Linked DNA regions of Homo sapiens: region 1 is linked to region 2. A link is a loop called in an ENCODE intact Hi-C map of the cell type or tissue named here. Cell type or tissue: endothelial cell of umbilical vein. All regions are shown on one strand. Links, peaks and the distances in the headings refer to the core of each region. The heading gives the core; the rest is flanking DNA.

Evidence for each region. Hi-C counts contacts between places; a loop is a spot of excess contacts. Peaks named below come from ENCODE experiments on the same cell type or tissue, not always from the same donor. Only the 100,000 strongest peaks of a DNase experiment are listed, where the experiment ranks them.
Region 1: a loop joins it to region 2, with 2.4 times the contacts of the local background. A loop is called at or near these places in 2 of 110 quality-filtered maps.

Annotation. Positions count from the first base shown.
Region 1 is chr13:64,292,356-64,301,435 of GRCh38, reverse strand. No RefSeq gene overlaps it. Among named protein-coding and RNA genes, the nearest start is that of LINC00355, 220 kb to the right of the region's middle. In endothelial cell of umbilical vein, for the core only: no CTCF peak of the experiment used is centred there; a DNase peak (open chromatin) is centred at 4,555.
Region 2 is chr13:64,230,995-64,240,074 of GRCh38, reverse strand. No RefSeq gene overlaps it. Among named protein-coding and RNA genes, the nearest start is that of LINC00355, 160 kb to the right of the region's middle. In endothelial cell of umbilical vein, for the core only: no CTCF peak of the experiment used is centred there; a DNase peak (open chromatin) is centred at 5,624; H3K27ac peaks cover 1,804 bases.

The sequences.
Region 1 (9,080 bases), core at 644-8,643, 62 kb before region 2:
TCTTAAAAAGTATCTGTCTAAACAAAGGTCATGAAGATTTTGCGCTTTGTTTTCTTCTAGAAATTTTATGGACATAGCTTTTCAGTGAAGTCTGTGATCCATTTTGAGCTAAACTTTTGTATATGTGTAGTAAGGGTTTAAGTTCATTTACTTGGAGGTAGATATCCTGTCCCATATGGGTGCTGGGACTAAGGTCACCAAGACTAACATTTTTGTACGAAATTTCCCTTGCAACTTTGTTGAAAATCAACTCAGCAGACATGTATAGATGTTTCTAGATCCCATGCTTTTGCTTTAATTTACTTGTCTGTCATGACATCGATACCACACTATTTAAATTGATGTTGCTTTATAAGTATTGATATCACGAAGGGCAAGCCCACAAACTTTGTTCTTTGTTAAATTTTTATGGCTATCCTAAGTTCTTTTAATTATTATGTGAGTTTTAGAATCAGGTTATCAATTTCTCTGAAATTTCCTGTTGGAGTTTTGAGAGAGCTGGTATTAAATTGATAGGTCAATTTGTGGAGAATTAGCATGTGTGCAACATTGAGTCTTCCCATTTATGGATATGGAATTATCTCAATTATTCACATCTTATTAAATCTCTCTCAGGAATATTTTGTACTTTTCAGCTTACAGGCTGGTTTGGTTAAATATATTCCCTTGTATTTTATTTTACTTGATGCTATTATAAATCAAATTGGTTCCCTAATTTAATGCTCAATTGATTTTTGCTTATATTTGTGTGTGTGTGTGTGTGTGTGTGTGTGTGTATTATAAATAGGTTAAAGATAGTCCCTGTATATTGATCTCTATGCTGTTAACTTCTTTACAGCAGGCTGGGCCTGTTAGCTCAAAAGTCCACAGACACTAAACAAAATACACATACAATTGCTTTAAATATAGCCCAAATAAGCATACTTTTAGTCATTTAGAGCTAGTCTGCTTTGCATACCATGCAAAACTGTACCCAACATATGCTAGCCATTCATCAAACACACCCTCAGTCTAAATAAGGCACCAACTCACTGCTCCCTTTCTGGTTTCTCTAACCCAAGGATTTTCCATTGTGCTGCTGAGCAACATCACCCAGACACACAAGCTCCCTCTCCAATTTCCCTTTCCCCTGGGAGTTCCCTTACCCTCCTACCTTTCTGGGTGACAACTTCATAAGACTGTCTTTGGACAGTGCTTTGACAAGTTGTATAAGAGGGTATTTTTCCGTAGAAGGAGACCATCCAAAAAAAGCTCATTGTGGGCAATTGTCACCTTGTCATCTGGACAGAAATGTTATATATAAATTGATGTTTAAATATCAATCTTGCATCCCATCATCTTACTAAATTTAAATAGTTCAAGTAGTGTGTGTGTGTGCAAATGTGTTGTGCTTATTCCTTATGATTTTTTACATGAAGAACCATGTTACCTGCTATTAAAGACAGTTTTACTTCTTCCTTTCTAATCTGTGTGCCTTTCATTTCTTTTTCTTGCCTCATTCAACTAGCTACAGCCTTCAGTAAAATTTTCATAGTTAAGCTTGCTTTCTCTTTTTCAGTTTATTCTGTGAGACCTCACCCTCTGTGGTCATAGGTGCAAACTGGGGATAAAGCACTACTGCAAGAGTGGTGCACAGTGATGTATGGACTCTGGGCTAGCTGCTCACAGAGATTACGTATAGCCTCTTATTTCAAGTGGCTTGGGCTATATTATACCACATACTAGTGCATAAAGCAGAATCCATCATAAAATTAAACAGAACTTTGATAACAAAATATATTTAGAACACTCTATTTTTTAAATTAAAAAAAACACTTTTAAATAAGCCATGGATCAAATAAGAAATGGCTGTGGCAATTACAAACCAATAATCAAGAGCCAAATAACCCATTAGCAATAATTTGTAGAAGATTTTAGCAGAATCTGTAAAAAAGATACCCTGATGACCACTGGAATTCCTGATCCTTCTAACTTAAGGAGATAACAAAAATATTGTAAATGAAATCTAAGAGGTTGTTTTGGGTATATATCATTGTCTACTGTCATGCATAAGTTGTAATCGTATCTTGTTATTACAGACTTTATCACTGTATTTCAGCATTGTACAAATTTTCAGGTCTTCTCTGTGTAAACTTTGTAATAATCTCATGTGACTGAATTATTCTTTTTGTTATTCTCATACCAATAAGAAGTTGAATTTAAAGAACTTAAGAACTATGACCATATTGACCTTTTACTAGGTCCATGTCAAATGTAAGAATATTTACATAAAGTGAAATAGAAGGCTGCGTTTACATTTTAAGACATATGAAGATTTTACTTTTTTTTTTGAGATGCAATCTTGCTTGTCACTCAGGCTGGAGTGCAGTGGCACTTTCATAGATCATCGCAGCTTCTCATTCCTGGGCTCCAGCATCACCCTCCCAAGTAGCTGGAACTACAGTCCTGTGCCACCCTGCCTGGCTAATCTTTTAATTTCTTTGGAGAGATCGGGTCTCACTATGTTCTCCAGGCTGGTCTTAGATTCCTGTCCTCAAGTGATCCTCCCACCTGGGCCTTCCAAAGTGCTAGGTTTACAGGTGTGAGCCATCGTGCCTGGAAGATTTTATTTATTTTAAAAAGCCAAGCTACTGTCAACTTGGAAGAAGACAACTAATCAAAATCAAATCAATCATGATGATGGAGATTGTCTATGAACTTAAAAACAGCTTGCTCTAAAAGATTCATTATTATTTTTAACATTTCAATTACAATTATTTTCTATTTCACTTACAATTCTAACTTGTATAATTTAACTCTTCCGATTGTGTTTTCACTGAAGAAATGATTAAATTTTTTCAAAGGTAGCATCTTTAAGAACTTACTAACATTTTTATTTTTTTATTTTTTTATTTTTATTTATTTATTTTTGAGACGGAGTCTCTCTCTGTCACCCAGGCTGGAGTGCAGCGGCGTGATCTCAGCTCACTGCAAGCTCCGCCTCCCGGGTTCACGCCATTCTCCTGCCTCAGCCTCCCGAGTAGCTGGGGCTACAGGCACCCGCCACCACGCCCGGCTAATTTTTTGTCTTTTTAGTAGAGGCGGGGTTTCACTGTGTTAGCCAGGATGGTCTCGATCGCCTGACCTCATGATCCGCCCGCCTCTGCCTCCCAAAGTGCTGGGATTACAGGCGTGAGCCACCGCGCCCGGCCTACATTTTTATTTTCTTAAGCAAGTCACATAGATTTTCAAGTTGGTACATTTGATGCTAGGAGAGTTTCTAATTATGATCTTTAACATCAAATTTCATCAGTCTAGAATATAAATATATAAAATTTTCCATAAAACATAAAGTGGATTTAATTGTCATGTATAACAATATTAGGTAAAAGGATTGCTGTTCAAATGATAATTTTTTTAATATGACAGAAGTCTATGCATCACCTTCAATTCAATTTTGAATTGAATCATTGATAAATTCTTTTTATTTTTTATAGTTTTCTAATAATGCCATATTATACCAAATAGTAAAAATATTAATCTCATATCTTGAGGAAATTTCATTTTCCCTAAGTTTAATGTAAGTATTTGTCACAGTAAAGAAAAACAATTTAAAAAACTAAATCCATTGTTTACTCATTTATAAAACTGGAACAAGGTAGAAATAAGATGAGAAAATAGAATAGAGATATTTTTTCAAAACATGTTGAAAATCTCTTACAGGGCAAAGCTTCCTGTTAGGCATTCTTTTACTTTTTAACATCTTTCTAGCATCTAATAATCACATATAGTCACTTCTATGAGTTATAGTTCAAGTATCTGCTCCCAAAACTTTCTAACACTAATCCAGCTAAGTGAATGCACTCAGCATGAACGAGATTATTAAAAATGTGAAAATATAGCAATACTTCTCAGTAAAAAATGCAACCCCAAATCATTACATTGTCAGAAAGGAAAAATTGAAGAATTATTGAGAAACTATTCAAACTACAGATCCTTTAAAAATGTTCTCTCATTTTAATTTGTATTGTATACCCATAGTATGGCACTCAAAGAAAAAGTGATAGCTATCAGTTTAATAGCACAGTGGATTAAAATGCAACCTGTTTATGAAATTGCCATGAAATTGAATTGAAGCATACGCAGAACTAAACAGATTGCTTGGAAACTATTCAAGTACAAATCTGTTCTTTTTTCAGACCTGCTGAAATCTAAGCTGATTTTAAGAAACTGGTTTCAGATATTTGCTCTGCCATTTAAAGCAAATCACCTTGAATGTTGCAAGAGTGTTTAGGGAATATTTATGAAAGACCCTTGCCCATTGACAAAGGACAGCGTATTAAATTTTCATGCTAAATAGTAGCCTTAAAAATGCTATTAAAGATAAGCATCTTTTGAAAGAAAATAAATGCCACTTTTTCAGTTGATAAATTTTTATGCTACTTTTTATTGCGAGGAAACAGATTCAGTACATATTTAAAAGTATATAACTTTCATCTTCATTCTGATTTACTGGCATATACTTCTATTTACACTTTCGTTTCGCTTAATTCCTTCCTTTTTGCTCCACTCATTGTAGCTGAAATCACATGTCCTATTGTTTCAAATCCAGTTACTTACTTAAAGAATGCAATAAGGTTAAAATCTGTAAACACTGTGCTCATATTTGCAAAGAAAATACAGTATTTCTTATTTTAATTAATGCAATCATCCCAAAACATTGCTCTATCATGTTAATATTATCTTCTTTTAATTTAACAATTTACAGTATTATCATGTCTTTTATTTCAGGTTGCTTTTTGGATGATTCAGTGTGGTTTGGGTAAATGCTTCACCTTGATCATATCCAAGATAGTTTCTGAGTGTAGAGGTATAGAAACTCGTGACTATGAGAGAAAGAAGAGTCATGACCTTGTAGCGACATCTGTATCCTTGTACTTATAAAGATTCTGGCCTGAACTGTTGTCAGTTCCTGAGGAATGGTTGTTTCCACAAAAAGATGCTTACAAATGTTGACACCTACTGAAAGGTCATTACATTCCCCAAGATACCTCCCTCTTGGAGCATTCTGCAAGACCTCTGATGGCCCACCAAGAGGTTTGCTTTCCCTCAACAAAACCACACAAATTTCTGATTTCTACATATCCCTCCACTGCCTTCTGACAAAGCACTACTTTAACTCCATGCCATGTTGGATATCATTTATGTCCTGAGCTTTTCTATGGGCTGCAACATACCTAATTTATGCCAAAAGATAAATGATAACAGTCCAAATAATATTCCTTGGTTCTCACATTCCTATCTTGATATTTCTGATATGTTCTTTCCCATCGACTCTTGTTCTTTCCCCTTGCCCTTGTAAGGTCAGGTGGATATGACTCCTGGCTCCCCACTCCAACACACAACCCAATCTTCATTTTAGCTCTCTTTTCAATAATTTTCTTGGGATAAAAGAGGGCAAACTTCCAATTTCCTCTTTCTTTTACAAGGTGACTAAATCTTTGTATTTTCTTTCTTCAAGAGGGCAATAAACTCCACAACTCTGGCTTAATAATATATACAGATAAAAATATTATTTTTACCTTATGCAAAACCTCCTCTAATCCGTGTCCCTCAGGCAAGGCTCTGGATATGCAAGTTGCAGAAATGCTGGTAAATAGGAATTACCAAAGATAAAATGTATTAATACCCCCCAAAAACTGCTGCTTCACTAAAAGAGAATTATTGTGATTCTATGTAATTCTCAAGATATTTAGAATCGAGACAAATTTTCTTTTCACCTCACTTTGATTTTCTTCTTCAGATCTAATTCATGAGTATCTGTCTTGCCCTATGACTAATCTATAATATTGAATGCCCCATTTGGCAATGGAGTTTCTGATCTTGATTTCTTACAGTCTAGGAGTTCTGAAAACAGTTTTATTAGAGCAAAATTGGCATGCACTAAACTATATACTTTTTAAATCATAAAATTTAGCAAGGTTTGACATATGTATACAAAATAAAATGATCAAATCAAGATAATTTTATTCATAGCTCCAGAAGTTTTTTTGTGTTCCTTTACAATTCCTCTCCTGTATCTCATATCACCCACTCCCTAGGCAACCACTGATTTACTTTCTGGTAGTATAGATTTGTTTGTATTATCTATAGTTTTATATAAAGAAATTTATATACTCTGCAGTCATTCATGTTTGGCTTCTTTCTTTTTTAATTTTTATTTTAAGTTCAGTTGTACCTGTTCAAGTTTGTTATATAAGCAAACTTACGTCACGAGTGTTTGTTGTACAGATTATTTTGTCACCTAGGTATTAAGCCTAGTACCCATGAATTATTTTTCCTGATCCTCTCCCTCCCCCAACCTTCCACCCTCAGCTAGGTCCCAGTGTCTGTTTTTCCCCACCATGTGTCCTTATCATTTAGCTTCCACTTATAAGTGAGAACTTGACGTGTTTGGTTTTCTGTTCCTGCATTAGTTTGCTAAGGATAATGGTCTCCAGCTCTATCCAGGTCATTGCAAGTATCAGTAGCTGATCCCTTCTTATTACAGGGTAGTCTTCCATTGTATAGATATACTATAATTCCTGGATACATTTGCCTGTTGATGGAAATTTCCTGTTTCCTCATTATTCAATTTTATTTTGCAATTACAAATAATGATATTATAAATATGTATGTTTTGTGTCAAGATAGGCTTTTATTCTTTTTGGAAAATTATTGAGGAGCAGAATGGATAAATTTTATGGTAGGTGTATGTTTTACATTTTAAGAAACTGTTTTCCAAAGTGGCTAAGCCATTCTACCTTCCCAACAGCACTCGATGAGGTTTCTATTTGATCTTCATTTTCACTGTCATGTGTTGTGATAGTCTGTTTAATTGTAGTCATTCTAATAGGTCTATAGCGATATGTCTTTGCGGTCTCCATTTATGTTTTTCTAATAAATTCTTAAGTTGAACATTTATTTGTGTGGTTACTTGCAATCTGCACATGTTTTTTGGTGAATTTTCTGTTCAAACATTTTGTTCATTTTCTGAACAAACATTTTCTGTTCAAATATTTTGTTCAGGACACTTTATCCATTTTGTTTAAGTTTTTTACATTGTCTATGTCAGTTTTCAACCTGTAGTAATTATGTAATCTCATAGGACATATTGTCAGGATTGTGGAGGTTTGGAAGGTAATGTTACTAGTATCTAGAATATAGAGGCCAAAGAAGCTGCTTAGGATCCCATAAAGAAATAGGCCAAAATGTCAACAAGGCTGCTATTAAGAAACTTGTTCAGGAATGAGTCATTTATTACATATTTAGTCTGCAAATATACCCTCTTAGTCTGTGGTTTATCTTTTAATTATCTTAACAGTAAAATTTGAAGCATTGAAGTCTTTCATTTTGATGACATTTAAGTTATCAGGTTTTCTTTGCATCATGATTTTGACATTATCTCTAAGAAATATTTGCCTAGCCCCAGATCATAAAGATTTATTTCTACATCTTGTCCTAGAAGTTTTATAGTTTTAGGTTTAACATTTATTTATGTTACTTAACTTTTGTCTATGATGCAAGGTATGGAGCAAAGTTTAAATTTTTGCATATAAATATCCATTTATTGAGATACTGTACTCTCTGAATTGAGTTACTTTTGCAGTTTTGTTAAGAATGAGTTGTCTAAATATGTGTGCAATTATTTCTGGATTCTCTATTCTTTTCCATGTTCTATTATCAAGCTTTATGCAATGCCATACTGGTTTATACCTACAGATTTCTAATAAATCTTGAAATCAAGTAGTGATTATTCTATATTTATGTTTTCAAAATTAATTTTGTCTACAAATGTCTTATATGAAATTTAGAATCATCTTTTTATTTCTTGTCAATTTGTCAGTGGCAATAAAGAATACCTGACTCCATTTTTTGATGTGTCACTGCTAACAGCTCTTAAGCCCCTCCTCTCACTGTTGCATTTGTGTCCAACATCAGAACAAGCTGATGTGAATGCCTGGTGCTCCCTCCTTTGGCACTGTGGGAGACTCAAACTGAGTAGACCCCTGAACCTCTGCAGAAACTCTCACCCTTGCACTGCTGCCTAACCACAATAAAAACGCCAAGCCAATCTCCTTTTCTTACTCTCTCAAGCCTTTTCAGACCTTCTTCATTGTTTGTTTTTTATTTATTTAAACTTTTTATTTTTAATTATTATGGATCCATAATAGTTGTATATATTTATGGGAGCAGCATCCCCTGCTCTCCCCAGACACCTCAATTATATAAGTAGTAAACATTTTCATGCCAGCTTGGTGTGTGTGTTTGGCATCTTCAGTCTTGATAACCAAACCAAATTTTAAATAGGGATCTCTCCTGTCATTATAGAGGGACCACAGGAATTGACACTATGATCAGGATGTCTAGGCAATGATTACCACCTGGTAATAGGGCCTGCTGCTGGAGATCAGCATGGACTTTGAACTTCTGTCTTCTGGTTGTCTTGTGCTTTCAGCTGTGCTGCTTTGTGTTGTACTGTTGAATCCTTCCCAACCTCTGTTATAGATTTAGCTGACCTAAGTTGAAAGTTTCAATATTTCGCATTTAGGGACAGGGCCATGTGATTGGAACCCTCTTAAAGGGTTCTGGGTCATGTTTCTTGGTCTAGACCTATCTATATGTCCTAGAGTAAGGTTGTGACCGATACTAGCTAAGAGGAAAGAATATGTATTTCCTGTGGCTGATTGGTTGTGTGTCTCAACAAGAAAAGATAGTATGTGAAATGACCCCATCAGCTGGCTGCTTATGAAAGAGTAGCTATTAGAGAATATGAGAAGGCGAAAGAGAAAAAGAGAGAGGGGGAGCACACGGTGGCAGGGAGAGAGAAAATAGAAAAAAAAAAGTCTGAAACAGACATTCTCAATTTGATCCAATCGGAAATCTGAAATTTACTAAAAGAATGTAAAGTTTCGTTGTATCTCTTTTATACTCTTATTAGCTAAAGCTCTTTTTTTAATGTTAATCTTTGCTAAATGGTTGGTTAACAATATACATATATTATGCATATGTAATGTATCACGATATAGCTACGGTGATATTTTATCTTGTAGGAAAGTTTA
Region 2 (9,080 bases), core at 804-8,803:
ATCAGAGTATGGTACCATCTGTTACATTTACATATTTATTCCTGTGCTTAATTATTTACTTCTGTGTATATTTCTCACATTAGACTATAAGTTCCATGAATCATAAATTAAGTCTATTTCATTAACCTCTGTTTATCCAGCTCTTAGTAATCTATCAGGCATACTACATGCATTAAAACTACATATATATATTTAGTACAGAAATCACCCCTTAAATTCTTCAGAGTTTAAAATCATCTCCTTTTCTTAAATATATTCTTAGAAAATATTAGATAATAATCTAGTAAGAGCTGATGGAAACGCAGCAAAAAAAAAAACAAAAAGATTACGGATTATTACAGTATAAAACTAATTCTTATTATCTGACTCCTTCAAAAGATCACATTTTGAAAACATGTTACACAGGCACTTTTGTTATTATTCTATTAAGTCAGGCAAATAGGGATACATTCCTATCATTCTTTCGCTTTTAGTCTTCATGACTTATTTTTTTCATCATGTCCTGGAGATTTCTGCATGTTAGTAACACATTCCTGGTTCTTCAGAAGTAGAGAAAGCTAATTAAATTTAATATGAGAATTTTTCAACATTGTCAGTGTATAACTGGAATATCACATTTTAGAGATTAGAAACCATGACAAGAGGTTAAGTGATTTAATCTGTATAACCATGTAATAAAGTAATGGTAATTGTTAAATTAGCTTCTGAACGGCGTTAGCTATTTTTTAAAAGTACTTGATAGTTTTATTTTAGGTTTTCAGAGGTTGTACTTTACTTCAGATCATGAAATGCATTAATCTGAACACATGTCATATTAGAATTTCAATAAGCCAGAGATTTTCCTTGTAAAACCACATTACCACATTACAGAAATCATAGTAAAGCTGTATACTTTTATGCCTGGTGCAAACTCTCTAACCATGGAATATTATAGAGAATACTTGGAACGTCAGGAAATATTTTTACTAGTTTGGAAATTGTGTTGAGTTTATCAGGAAGTTATTGCCTAGTGAAAAATTCAGATTCAAGGAAACAATTACCATAGATTAAGAGCCAATTCATTCAGTAGCTTTTCACTAAATCAAATCTCTCGCTTCAGTTGAAATCTATACATGTTATGAAAGAATAAAACTCAGACCTACAAATACTGCTTAAGACTTATTGTTTTATTTTATTATATCACTTATGGTTCTACACTTCTGTCCTTCACTAGCGCTACTAGCGCAGTATGGGACACCATCCTGAGAATGCTCAAGAATAGCAGGTGGAAGTAAGTATAGGGGCTCTGCCTGCCAGATTGCAGGCATCTTCATCCCCGTAGTTACTGTGTAACTTGGAGTGTCATTGTTTGGTCATCTGCAAAGTAGGAATAATACTGAAAATCAATTATTTGGAATGTTTTCAGCATTAACTGCAAACTACTTAGAAACATGTCTGGATCAAAGTAGATGCTTTATTATTGTTGTTATTAATAACTGTCAAACTGGTCTATTGGTTTCCAGCCTTGATCCCTTTCATTCTATGCTTTCGTTCTTTTGAAGTCCAGTCAAGATATAGCTTTGTCTTCAGGATGCATTCTTTCCTCTCACATCTAGCCTGCATAATTCTGATGAAGGCCAATTAAGAGGTTACAGACACAGAAATATCTTTTTCTCTTTGATCATAGGTTAGCATTATAGCTCTGTAAAATGAGTGCTGAGACTATGCTGTGATGGCACGATTGATGCGAAGAACTGAGTTCTTTAGCTTTCAAAGCTGCTCAAGATGACAGGTGGCTCAGAGGTGCCTAAGGATATTTGCCCTAATCTCAGACTCCTATAGGTTTTCTTTCCTCAGAATGTGATATGAAAAGAAAATGTATATAACAGGAAAAGAAGGAGAAATATTCCATTTCTATGTTCTTTTCTTTAATCTCATTTCTTGGGATAAATATGAACTTTTAATCCAGATAGGTGGATGATAGAATTTTCACCTAAATTCTCATCGCTTGGATACCCAGTGAAATTCATTAAAAACACAATTGATAATTGTGCTACAAACATGTTGCTAATTTAAATAAAAAATCTGGCGTCTGAGTCAAAGAACATCTTAACTATTACTTTGTAGTTTGGATTTACCATCATGTAGTGTGAAAATCCATTTATTCTCTACTGATTATAAACTTTTATTATTTTCCTTGAGGGATTCTTATCATGTATGTAATGTGTACTTTGCTTCAAGTTATTATTCATGTTTTAGTAAAAATTATATATATAATATTTTACTGTTTTTGCTTTTTGATTATCCCTTTGCTTTTTATATTACTATGTATGTACAATTAGCAATTATAATCTGTTTTAAAATAAACATTTAAGTAATGAGTTAAAGTTTTTAATAATAGGGAATTACAGTGTATGTAAACTTGGATGTATAAAAAATCATAAAATGTTACTGGAATGTCTGATGTTTGGGAAAATATGCCTATGTATCAGGCACTGGGCTTGATTGACTATGCAGTTAGAGACATAATTATACAAACAGTTTGCATGCTGAAATGTCATAGTAATGAGGTAGAAATTTAGGTGAGCACATAAGTGGGCAGTTCTAGACTTAAGTACAGAACTAGGGTGGGTAGGATGTCAGACAATATTTTCTAGAAAAAGTGACATTGAAATTGCTCAAAAAATTGTTAAAGATCGTACTTTGTTCCATTGATCTATATGTCTATTTTATGCTATTTCCGTACTATTTTAATTACCGTAGCTTTATAATACATTTAGAAGGCAGAAAGTGTGATATTTCTAGCATTGTTCTTCTTGATTAAAATTGCTTTTGTTATTCAGGACCTTTTAGTTTTCCATATACCTTTTATAAATGTTTTTCTATTTTTTTCTATTTCTGTAAAAAATGTCTATGAAATTTGAGTAGGAACTGCATTGAATTTTTAGATCACTTGGGGAAATATAGACATTTTAAATACTGATTTTTCTAATCCATAAATGCAGGATGCCTTTTCATTTATTTGTATGCTTTAATTTCTTTAATGAGTGTTTTGTAGTTTCCATACAAGTCTTTTACCTCTTGCTTAGATTTATTCCTAAGTATTTTATTTCTTTTGGTGCTATTGTGAATGAGATTATTTTCTTTCAGATTGTTAATGGTTGGTGTATAGAAACAACTGATTTTTGTGTGTTTATTTTTTTGTATCCTGCAAATTTACTGAATTCATTTATTAGTTCTAACAGTTTTTGTAAAGAGTCTTTAGGGCTTTCTATATGTAAGGTCATGGTATCTGCAAATAGAGATCATTTTATTTCTTCCTTTCTGATTTGAATATATTTTATTTAATTTTCTTGATTAATTGCTCTGGCTTGGAATTTCAGTACTTCCAGTATATTAAGTAGACATGGCAAGAGTGGGCATACTTGACTTGTTTCATAGCTCAGAGAAAAAGCTTTCAGTTTTTTACCATTAAGTATGATGTTAGTTATGGACATTTTATATATGCCTTTTATTGTTTTTGGATGAGTTCCTTCTATGCTTTTTTTATTAATGATTTTTATCATGAAAGGATGTTGAATTTTGTCAAATTATTTTTCTGCATCTATTGAGATAATCATGTGTTTGTTATTTGTCTGTTGTTCTGTTAAAGGAGTTTATCATACTGAATGATTTACAAATGTTAAATCATCCTTGCATCTCAGAGAAAATTTGCAGTTGGTGATGGTATATGATCATTTTTTTTTTTTTTTAAGTGAAAGCAAGTTTATTAGAGAAGTAAAGAAACAAAAGGAGAGCTACTCCGGCCGGGCGCGGTGGCTCACGCCTGTAATCCCAGCACTTTGGGAGGCTAAGGCGGGTGGATCATGAGGTCAAGAGATTGACACCATCCTGTCCAACATGGTGAAACCCCATCTCTACTAAAAATACAAAAATTAGCTTGGCGTGGTCACCTGCGCCTGTTGTCCCAGCTACTCAGGAGGCTGAGGCAGGAGAATCGCTTGAACCCGGGAGGCAGAGGTTGCAGTGAGCGGAGATTGTGCCACTACACTCCAGCCTGGCAACAGAGTGAGACTCCGTCTCAAAAAAAAAAAAAAAAAAAGAGCTACTCCATAGAGAGAGCAGTGGTATATGATCTTCCTAATGTGCTATTGAATTTGATTTGCTAATACTCAGTTGAGAATTTTTGCATCTATGTTCATCAGAGATATTGGCTTGTATTTTTCTTTTCTTGTGATGTCTTTGTCTGGCTTTGGGATCAAAGTGATGCTGGTTTTATACCTACACATATGTGGTCAACTGAACTTCGACAAGGGTACTAAGACTACACAATGAAGAAGTGATGTCTCTTCAATAAATGGTTCTAGAAAAACTGGACATCCAAATTCAAAAGCATGAAGTTGAACCCTTATGTTACACCATGCACAAACATTAACTCTAACTAAAGACTTAAATTTAAGATCTGAAACAATAAAACTGTTAGAGGTGTATGTAAGGGGAAAGATTATTGACATTGGTTCAGGAAAATCAACTGGTTTTTTTATTCAAAAAATATATTTATTTGATACACCTTTCATATTTACCATTGTAGTTTTATGGTTGACATTAGTTGGAGGAAGTCAAGAACTTTTCACTTTTTGTTTTGCACACAAAGGCTTCTTACTTACTTGATTAATATTAAATATTTTTCTCCAGATGTATTGAGTTACAATTAATAAGATTATGTATATCTGAAGTGTACAATATGATAAATTGTCATATGTATACACTGTAAAATAATTACCATAATCAAGTTAGTTAACACATCTATCATTTCACATACTTCTTTTGGTGAGAATGCTTAAAATCTCCTTTGTTAGCAAATTTCAAGTATATAAGACAATGTCATTAGCTACAATCACCATGTTGTACATTATATCATAAGAACTTATTAGTCTTATACTTAAAGTTTGTACCTTTTGGCAAACATCTTTCCATTTTTCCAACTCCCCTGACCCTGGAAACCACCATTCTACAGTTTGTTTTTGTTAATTGATCTTTAAAAAAAAATCCACATATAAGAGATATCACGTAATAGTTGCCAGTCTCTGCCTGACTTATTTCACTTAGCATAACACCCATCCAGGTTCATCCATATTGTCACAAATTGAGTACTTACTTTCTTTTTAAAGCTGAATAGTATTTTATTGTGCATATATACCAATTTTTTTCCATTCATCTGTAAATAGACAGGTTGTTTCTGTTTTCCATTGTTCCCTATTGTGAATAATGCTGCAATGCACATGGGAGTGCAGATATCACTCCAGGGTACTTATTTCATTTTCCTCAGTTATATAATCAGTAGTGAGCTTGCTGAATCTAATGTAATTCTACTTTTAATTATTTGAAGACCTTTATACTGTTTTCTATAATAGCTGTACCAATTTACCTTTCCACCAATAGTGCTCAAGAATTCTTTTTTCTCCACATCCTTAATCAACTTTTGTTATGTCTTGTCTTTTTTATAATAGCCATCCTAACAGATGTGAGTTGATGTATCATTGTGGTTTTGATTTGTGTTTCACTGACGATCTCAATGGTTAGTAATGTGGAGCGCCTTTTCACATATGTGTCGGCCACTCGAATATCTTATTTGGGAAAATGCCTAATCAGGTCCTTTGCCCATATTGTAATCAGATTTCCTGTTTTTTTGCTACTGAGCTGTATGAGTCACTTATATATTTCAGATACTAACCTCTTATCAGATATATGGTTTACAAACATTTTTTCCCATTCCATAGTTTACTTTCTTATTTTGTTGATTGTTTCCTTTGCAGGGCAGAAGCTTCTTGGTTTCATGTAGTCTCGCTTACATATTTTTGTTTTTGTCTCTTTTGCTGTTGGTGTCATATCAAAAAAATATTGTAATATCAATGTCAAGGAGATTTTTTTCTCTCTGCTTTCTTCTAGGAGATTTATAATTTCAGGTTTTACATTTGTGTTTAAAATACTTTGAGTTGATTTTTGTACATGATGAGAGTTAAAGATCTAATTTTATGCTTCTGTGTGTTTATATCCAGTTGTCCAAACATCATTTATTAAAGAGACTGTCTCTTCCCCATTGTATGTTTTTGACACCCTTGTCAAAGATTAGTTAACCATATATGCATGAGCTTACTTCTGAGCTCTTCTTTATGTTCTATTGTTGTATGTTGTTGCATTTATGGCAGCACATACTGTTTTGATTAATATAGCTTTATGATGTATCAAAATCAGGAAGTATGATGTCTCCAGTTTTGTTTTCTGCTCATTTACTGTTTTGGGTTTTTTTACAAAATTGCTTTGATCATTGGTGTCTTTTTGGTTCCATATGAATTTTAGAATTTTTTTAATCTCTGTGAAAATTTAGCAATGATATATTGATATGAGACCTTTTGGTTATAGGCAACCTATGAAATGGGAGAAAATCTCTTCAAAATGTATATTTGGTAAGGGGCTAATTTCCAAAATATGTAATGAACTATTGCAATTCTATAGCAAAATTACAAATAACCTGCTTAAAAGTTAGCATAGGACCCCAAATAGAAAAAAAATTATGGGCAAAGGATCTTCAAAGAAAATTTACAAATGACCAACGGGTATGTAAAAAATGTTTAATATCACCAGTCATCAGAGAAATGCAAATGTAAAACACACAAAATATTGCATCACAACTATTAGCATGGTTATTAGTTTTTAAAAAGATAAGTATTGGGGAGGTTATGAAGAAATTCGAACCCTTGTTCACTGTTGGTAAGACTATAAAATGGTGCAGCTACTTTGGCAAACAGCATGTAAGTTCCTCAAAAAAATTAAAAATAGAACTATCATATGATCCAGCAACCCATCTCTTGCTATATATCCAAAATAATTGAAATACAAATCTTAAATACATATCTCCACTCCCCTCTTCATAGAGACGTTATTTATAATAGCCAAGGCGGGAAAATAATTCAATGTGCACCAGCTGATGAATGGAAAAAGAAAAATGGGATATATGCAGATAATAAAATATTATTCAACCAAAAAAAGCAGAAAATTGTACCATCTATGATGACATAGATGAATATGGAAGACAAAATGCTAGGTGAAATGTCAGTCATAGAAAGATGAACGTTGCGATATTGATTCTTCCTACCCATGAGCATGGAATGTTCTTCCATTTGTTTGTATCCTCTTTTATTTCCTTGAGCAGTGGTTTGTAGTTCTCCTTGAAGAGGTCCTTCACATCCCTTGTAAGTTGGATTCCTAGGTATTTTATTCTCTTTGAAGCAATTGTGAATGGGAGTTCACTCACGATTTGGCTCTCTGTTTGTCTGTTGTTGGTAATTTACAGATTCAATGCCATCCCCATAAAGCTACCAATGACTTTCCTCACAGAATTGGAAAAAACTACTTTAAAGTTCATATGGAACCAAAAAAGAGCCCGCATCGCCAAGTCAATCCTAAGCCAAAAGAACAAAGCTGGAGGCATCACACTACCTGACTTCAAACTATACTACAAGGCTACAGTAACCAAAACAGCATGGTACTGGTACCAAAACAGAGATATAGATCAATGGAACAGAACAGAGCCCTCAGAAATAACGCCGCATATCTACAACTATCTGATCTTTGACAAACCTGAGAAAAACAAGCAATGGGGAAAGGATTCCCTATTTAATAAATGGTGCTGGGAAAACTGGCTAGCCATATGTAGAAAGCTGAAACTGGATCCCTTTCTTACACCTTATACAAAAATCAATTCAAGATGGATTAAAGATTTAGACGTTAGACCTAAAACCATAAAAACCCTAGAAGAAAACCTAGGCATTACCATTCAGGACATAGGCATGGGCAAGGATTTCATGTCCAAAACACCAAAAGCAATGGCAACAAAAGCCAAAATTGACAAATGGGATCTAATTAAACTAAAGAGCTTCTGCACAGCAAAAGAAACTACCATCAGAGTGAACAGGCAACCTACAAAATGGGAGAAAATTTTCGCAACCTACTCATCTGACAAAGGGCTAATATCCAGAATCTACAATGAACTCAAACAAATTTACAAGAAAAAAACAAACAACCCTATCAAAACGTGGGCAAAGGACATGAACAGACACTTCTCAAAAGAAGACATTTATGCAGCCAAGAAACACATGAAAAAATGCTCATGATCACTGGCCATCAGAGAAATGCAAATCAAAACCACTATGAGATACCATCTCACACCAGTTAGAATGGCAATCATTAAAAAGTCAGGAAACAACAGGTGCTGGAGAGGATGTGGAGAAATAGGAACACTTTTACACTGTTGGTGGGACTGTAAACTAGTTCAACCATTGTGGAAGTCAGTGTGGCGATTCCTCAGGGATCTAGAACTAGAAATACCATTTGACCCAGCCATCCCATTACTGGGTATATACCCAAATGACTATAAATCATGCTGCTATAAAGACACATGCACACGTATGTTTATTGCGGCATTATTCACAATAGCAAAGACTTGGAACCAACCCAAATGTCCAACAATGATAGACTGGATTAAGAAAATGTGGCACATATACACCATGGAATACTATGCAGCCATAAAAAATGATGAGTTCATGTCCTTTGTAGGGACATGGATGAAATTGGAAATCATCATTCTCAGTAAGCTATCACAAGAACAAAAAACCAAACACCGCATATTCTCACTCATAGGTGGGAATTGAACAATGAGATCACATGGACACAGGAAGGGGAATATCACACTCTGGGGACTGTGGTGGGGTGGGGGGAGGGGGGAGGGATAGCATTGGGAGATATACCTAATGCTAGATGACGAGTTAGTGGGTGCAGCACACCAGCATGGCACATGTATACATATGTAACTAACCTGCACAATGTGCACATGTACCCTAAAACTTAAAGTATAATTAAAAAAATAAATAAATAAATAAAAATAAATAAATAAAAAAAGAAAGATGAATGTTGCATGGTTCCACTTACATGAGTCATCTAAAATAGTCAGACTTAGAGAAAATAGACAGTAGAATGGTGCTTACCAGGGGATAAGATGAGACAGATATGGGGAGGCTGTTTTGTTTTGTTTTGTGATGAAG